2 separate regions of the Homo sapiens genome follow, and region 2 is linked to region 1. The links are chromatin contacts, found by Hi-C or POLR2A ChIA-PET in ENCODE. All regions are on one chromosome and are shown on one strand. The core of a region is the stretch at or near the end of the contact, and the rest is flanking DNA. Distances in the headings are between cores, read along the strand shown. Region 1 has its middle 50 kb from the start of LAMP2. Region 2 overlaps ATP1B4 (ATPase Na+/K+ transporting family member beta 4).

Evidence for each region. A loop is a pair of places that touch in the nucleus more often than their neighbours do. ChIA-PET counts read pairs that join two places held with the same protein, here RNA polymerase II (POLR2A). Pooled maps may share reads with other maps.
Region 2: a pooled map shows a loop between it and region 1 (2.0-fold over the local background). The contact joins two enhancer-like sites. A Hi-C loop is called at or near these places in 1 of 168 maps with a recorded cell type or tissue (dorsolateral prefrontal cortex) and 1 of 50 pooled maps. POLR2A ChIA-PET finds 5 or more read pairs at or near these places in 2 of 52 experiments (HEK293 and HepG2).

What each region holds. Positions count from the first base shown.
Region 1 is chrX:120,417,517-120,420,932 of GRCh38, forward strand. No RefSeq gene overlaps it. Among named protein-coding and RNA genes, the nearest start is that of LAMP2, 50 kb to the right of the region's middle. Within about 2 kb of position 2,120, at least 4 of the 41 ENCODE cell types and tissues checked have a DNase peak (open chromatin) inside an H3K27ac peak, as active enhancers do.
Region 2 is chrX:120,363,625-120,366,911 of GRCh38, forward strand. ATP1B4 (ATPase Na+/K+ transporting family member beta 4) reads left to right here. Exons shown (of 8, transcript NM_001142447.3): 2 at 2,901-3,165. Among named protein-coding and RNA genes, the nearest start is that of ATP1B4, 3.2 kb to the left of the region's middle. Within about 2 kb of position 1,892, at least 4 of the 41 ENCODE cell types and tissues checked have a DNase peak (open chromatin) inside an H3K27ac peak, as active enhancers do.

The sequences.
Region 1 (3,416 bases), core at 870-3,369:
AGTAGAGACAGGGCTTCACCATGTTGGCCATGCTGGTCTCGAACTCCTGACCTCAGGTGATCCACCTGCCTCGGCCTCCCAAAGTGCTGGGATTACAGGCGTGAGCCACCGCGCCCAGCCAAGAAATCCTAATTTGAAATACAGTGTAGATCAAGGGTGTCTCTGTACCCTTGCACATAGTGTGCCCTTTGGATAAACCCAATTGAAATAACATCAAGATCTATTCTTGTAATTCTCGGAGAAGTGTCAAAGAGACTTTCATGAAAGGCCTTGAGTGACTGAACTGCTCATCACATTAGTCCCAATGGAAGTGAATGGGCAGTGGCAAATATTAGGAAAGTGCAGGCAGGGCTTTTCTGATTGCCTACTGATTTCCTCCCTTGAGAGGGACAGGCATTTTGTTTTCTTTTCTTTTTCTTTTCTTTTTTTTTTTTTTTTGAGATGGAGTCTCGCTCTGTCGCCCAGGCTGGAGTGCAGTGGCAAGATCTCGGCTCACTGCAAGCTCCGCCTCCTGAATTCACGCCATTCTCCTGTCTCAGCCTCCCAAGTAGCTGGGAATTCAGGTGCCCACCACCACGCCTGGCTATTTTTTTGTGTGTTTTTAGTTGAGAGATGGGGTTTCACTGTGTTAGCCAGGATGGTCTCGATCTCCTGACCTCATGATCTGCCCGCATCGGCCTCCCAAAGTGCTGGGATTACAGGCGTGAGCCACCGCGCCGGGACAGGCATTTTCTTGGTTGCCCACAAGCCTGACTGAAAGACCACTGGGCTGTCTTGAAGAAAGACAGTGCTTGAGGGCAGGGGGTGTTGGTTACACACTCTAGCCCTCAGCCTTGGGCTGCCCCCATCCCAAGTCCCTTTCCAGTCAACAGTGGATGAAGAACAAAATGGATTCCAAGGACAGACCTCAGGGGCACCAAGCTCTGGATGGTGCATCTCTTGGGAGGAATAAGTGGGTTAAAAATAGAACTGGACTGGGGCGAGCACTCTTGGGAATGCCTCTGGGCCCCTCCTCTCCCTCTTGGTGTGTTCACTACAGGCTCTCTGCTCCCCAAGGCAGCTGCTGCAAGGCAAGAAGGGAGCCAGGGGTGGTTAGTTAGATCTACCTCAATCTGAGCTAAAGGTGTCCTCGGGTTACCCCACGAGATCCCGCCCAGCTCACCACGATCAACCTTTGTCAAGGGTTTTCTGATCCTAACTAGTACTAAAGAGTGTGCCCTTGACTGCTGTGTCTTCTGTGTAGTGTGTATGTCAGGGCGGTTTGCTCAGAGGTGGCAGCTTAAATCTGTATCTTCCCTCCATCCCACTGAAGTTCAATCTCATTCATTACTGGAGGGCCCTTCCTCTTCCGACCAGTTACCCAAGGATTAGGGGCACCTCTGTGGGGTCTTCAGTACATCGTGATTGTTCCTGCTACCCTCACTGTCCACATGGTTTCTTGAAGATGGGACTGCTCCAGGGCAGGCTGCTCCAGGGATGGTGGGGCATGAGAGGTCAGGTGAGGAAGATGCTTCTTCTACCTAGGCTTGGCGCTCTGATGTCTGGGATCCAGCCTCCTGTGTACCACTAAGCCATTTCCCTGAGTCCTGTCTCCCTGAGGTCCCCTGATGTCCCATGTGCAGAAACTTCCCTTGTGCATTTCTGCCTGCCAAGTCACTGTCCCCTCTCTCCTATGCATAATCCTATCAAGGTGTTTAGGATTCTGGAAAACAGCCAGGCTGTAGCCTGTCTGCTCACAAGACAAATGTTCCCTGAGGTGAAGGGAAGTGGAGGCTGGCTACCTGCTTGGTATGGGCACAAGAATGGGGACAGAGAACAAAAGTGGCCCTGCCCCACCAGCATTCTCACTTCCCTGACAGTCACGATTATCAGGAGAGCCTTGGTTACTTACTTTGGAGTGCTGGAGGGGAAAGGGTCCATCAGAGACATCAAACCCAAAGCTAGGGTTTCTGGATTGGCAGCTAAGGTTTTGTGATACTCGTGTGCTGATAGCTCCTTGGAATTTTTGGAAGATAGGACACAGAGACTTGGAAGTGTTATAGTACATTTTAATGTGGTTCTCAATGTGTGGTTTCTGGACCAGAAGCATCAGGATCTTGTTACAAATGCAAATTATCAGGCCCCACCCAGACTTCCTGACCCCAGAAGTTCCGGAAGTGGGGCCCAGCAGGTGTTTCTGATGCACACTGAAGTTTGAGAACTTTTGTTTTCATCCATAGTGTAATGTGAACAAATAACCCTAGTTCTCATTATAGTTGGTTCATTTAGGGCTTCACAATATACTCTGATGTCCACTGGAATGTCTGAAGGTCTGTGCATAGCTTTTTATATAGCTCAGTGTGATTACCCAACATATCAGGGCTTTTTTCACAGTAACCTGCCTGAATCTTTGTCCAGAATCACTAAAATTGGCTGTCAATTCTCCCTTCATTCGGGGATGGGGACATGTAGCTAAAGGCAGTAAGTGAGGTGTTTGTGGGAAGAGCCTGAGCTTTGGCACCAGAGAGAACTGGGTTCAAATACCTGCTCTGCTATTCACTAGCTGTGCAACCTTGAATAAGTTTCTGAATTTCTTCAGGCCCCAAAAAGTGTTGGTTGCCTTCCCCTACTCTCGGGATTCTGTTTGTGATGCTGGGGTAATGAGTATAAGGGATGCCTCTCAATTGCCTACTCATACAATTGAGTGCCTTCTATGTGAGACTTTATGGCCATTATCCTGTTGGTAACCATCACATCTCTGTAAAGTTATAGGTATAATAGCTACCCCCGCCCTTTAACAGTTCTTCAAGGAGAATATTCTACTCTATTTTACAGACGGAGCAACTCAGTCACCTACCCAAAGTCATTCAATTGGGAGTTGGTAAAGCCTGGGTTCAAACTCCAATTTGCCTGGCACTAAACTCCATGCTTTTTATACTATAACACAGTGCCTTAACCTTTTACCCTTACCAATTAATAGCAGTTAATAGGGTATGCCAATACCTTGACCCATAAAATTGACACTAATGGAGGAAATTTGAGTCATAGAGACAGTATGGTAGAAAGGGAAGTGGGTTGACATGCCAAAAGTGTCAGGCTTCGTTGCTATGGATAGTATTGGTGCTAGGAAAGGAAATGGCAGGGGAGGGTTGGGGACATGGCTCCTAGGGGTGTTGGCCTGGCAAAACCTGCAGAGACAGAGATGCAGGAGATGGACAGCATGTGATGGTTGGCATGTCCCCTATCCCCACCCCCACCAAGGCTCTTGCCATCAAAACTTCCACTCTCATTCAGCTGCGAGTAGTGGCTCCAACTCAGACCCTTACTGTGGAAACCTCTGCAGATAATATGCAGGGATGGGGAGAAGCACCTGTCAGGCATCACAGAAGAGAACAATAGATTGATGGATACGTATGCTTCTGTATTCCTGTGGGGGC
Region 2 (3,287 bases), core at 642-3,141, 54 kb before region 1:
GTCATACTGTTTGTTTATATATTTGTTTATATGTTTATATATTTAGATTACTCAAAATGGAGCTACCCTCTGTTCTTCAGACTCTTCCCTTTCAGGGAAACCTGATGACCCCATCACACACCCACTACCATATCCCAGCACACTCACACACACTATCACATGAGGGTAGTGCCACTTTAGGAAAGTGACAAGACAGAATCTTAGGGATAAGCATTCTCATTACCAAAGGATTTTCTATTGGATTTTGTTAAATAGTTTCACAAAGATACATTTTACACAGGATTTAATTAATGAGGATCTTTTGGGGAAGGCCTCTCTTGCACAGTGTGACCATTTCCTTTACCTGGAAACAGAGGAGAGGAGAAAAGATTCGAGGTTCCTAAAGTAAAGCTCAGGAACCTCTCACAGCCTCTCGGGTGTGAGAGCTGTAGGGGCAAATTAGCCGTGAGAAGATTAATTCTTCTCAGGAGGGTAAAGCTTTAATGACAAGCCATCTGTAATGGGATTATCATGAGAGCCAATATCTACAAATAAGATCAGTCTGAGGCCTAGGCCAGCTGCCTCCTCTGTGGAAGGTTAAAGGCAGGCATAGGTAACATGGAGAGAAAAGAAAATTGTTCAGGAAATATAAAGGGAATATATATTTCTCCTCAATGAAATGTTATACTTCAAATTCACTGAGATTCTCAGGTGCAGTAGATTCTCTGGGGGCCATGATTGCTACCCACTGTGATATACATGACAGCTCAGTCAGGGTGACAAGCTCTGTGAGAGCATTCCCGCAGAGTCCTGCATCAGGAATTTTAAGTCAGGCAGGTATCACTGATATTTGGTTAGGACCCACTGGGTACTTAACTGTCAGCTTTACACTGTGGAGGGCCATCGAGAGGCTAGAAAATATGGAATCTCCCTCTGGGTGCTCAAAATGTAGTTTGGGAGTTTAAATGTGTGCATAGGTTCACACACAAGTGAAAGATATTTAAGAACAGGTATTAATCCATTCATCATTGAGTGATGAAGTTTATTTTCCTAAGCCTTACACTGTGAGCCTATGTCAGTCAGCCATCCTTGATTATAATAAGCACCTAAAATCTTTTTTTGTGTTTTTTTGAGACAATGTCTCACTCTGTCACCCAGGCTGGAGTACAGTGGCATGATCACAGCTCACTGCAGCCTTGACCTCCCAGGCTCAAGTGATCCTCCTGCCTCAGCCTCCTGAGTAGCTAGGACTACAGGTGCATGCCACCATGCCTGGTTAATTTTTTTTTAATTTTGTAGAGACAGGGTCTCACTATGTTGCTCAGGCTGTCATCAAACTCCTGGGTTCAAGTGATCCTCCTTTCTTGGCCTCCCAAAGTGTCGGGATTACAGGCTTGAGCCCTAAAATCGTTTAGGAACACAGAACCTAAGGCACTGTGCTTCATTAATCTACTAAGCTACCTCTAGGCACTTGTGCTCAATGTGATAGAGGAGAAACATCATTGTCCAGGGTATCAAGAGACATAGGTTCCGAGACCGTCAACTCTATCATGAATTTACTGCATGGTTTTGGCTAGATCCTGTCCCATCTCTGGGCCTCAGATGGATAAGTAAATCTTGAAGGTCTCTGTCGGTTCTGATGTGATATTTTATATAGAGCTGTACATTGGAACAAATTAGAGAGCAATTCAAGAGGGCTTATAATCAAGAGCTAGATAGTGCTGTGCAGACTGAATGCTGAGAGCTGAGCCTTGTCATTCTGTATCACTTGTACTGATTCTGAACAATCCAATTTGCTGAGCCCTCCTCCCCCCAACAAAGGCAGCATTTTTAGCAGGGTGCCCTCTAAATGGCCTTTGAGGAATCAGGCCGGGAGGGGGCAGCACAGAGCCCCTGGTCTCTAGTGTTTGACACATCCAACCCAACAGGTGCACAGCCCCGCAACTCTTCAGACTTGGACAGCAGAGAAGGGAGGGCAGCCTCATTTTCTGCTGCTGCAATAAGCCTTGGCAAACCCCCAAAGAGCAAAGATACAACTCTCTGGCCTGTGGCTGGGAGGCATTTGAAACACCACTTGGTGAAGTCTAGGTTTCTCTCTCCCTCTCTCTTTTTCAGTTTAATTTTCTTAGAACCACTCAGAGAAGATTACAGTTTCAAATCTCAAGTAATGGCTGCAATCAGTCAATCAACAAATATGTGCTGAGTATGTATTACGTGCCCAGCTTTTTGCCTAAGCATAGGGGGAGACTAAGGAAGCCCGGGGTTCCAGCTCTCAGATGGTCTTTCCAACCAATTTAAGGTAGGAAGAGATTCAAACTAGGGCAATAATCAGAGAAGCAGCTAATAACTGCCCATCTATTGTTTCTGTTGGGAAGGAAGGCTAAGTTTTGAGGAGGGGTACAGCAGTTGGCCTCTCCTCCTGATGTCCGTCCCAGGCTATTTTTAGACACAACTTGAAATGGTGAAGTTGAGCAGCTGAATGTGTACAGGGTGTTAGGATAAAGCTGGCTTGGACTGAAAGTTTGCTATCACAGACACAATGTCTAAGACTATTCCATCCTCTTCCTGTGTGAGCTCACCTCTACTCTGATAGGACAAGGTTAAGTGGGAGGTCAAGGCCCCAGAACAGAGTAGTGATATGAGCAGTCCTTGGAGAAGAGCCCAAATGCCTGAAGCTGAGAATAAAACTTGCACCTCTATGGAAAGAATACTGAGTCAAAATGGGTCATAGAAAGGATATTTCCTCCAAAAGAACTAGGGAGAAAGAAAATCCACCTCTTGTAACAACATGTATGTTTATGGGAAAGTGGAAATTTGAAGCATCTCCAAATATTGAGTCATTTCGATTTATTTTTGGCTGGTGGGATGCACCATTGTACATTTTTTTTCAAAAAGGGTATTGTGTTTTGTCACTGTTCCAGGATGATCCGGATGAAGCGAACCAGAACTACTTAGCAGATGAAGAGGAGGAAGCAGAAGAAGAGGCTCGGGTGACGGTGGTGCCCAAATCGGAGGAGGAGGAAGAAGAGGAGGAGAAAGAAGAGGAGGAAGAGGAGGAAAAGGAGGAGGAAGAGGGTCAAGGTCAGCCAACAGGCAATGCCTGGTGGCAGAAATTGCAGATCATGAGTGAATACCTGTGGGATCCAGAGAGAAGGATGTTTCTGGCCCGAACAGGTCAGAGTTGGAGTAAGTCCCAATAGTCCCAATGCCAAAGTCTGGTGTCCTTTGCTTTTGGTGTGGTGTTCAGGGCTCCTTTACCATACGCTGGATGGGCTTGTCTGCAAACTTCTCTTTGCACTTCATGTAAA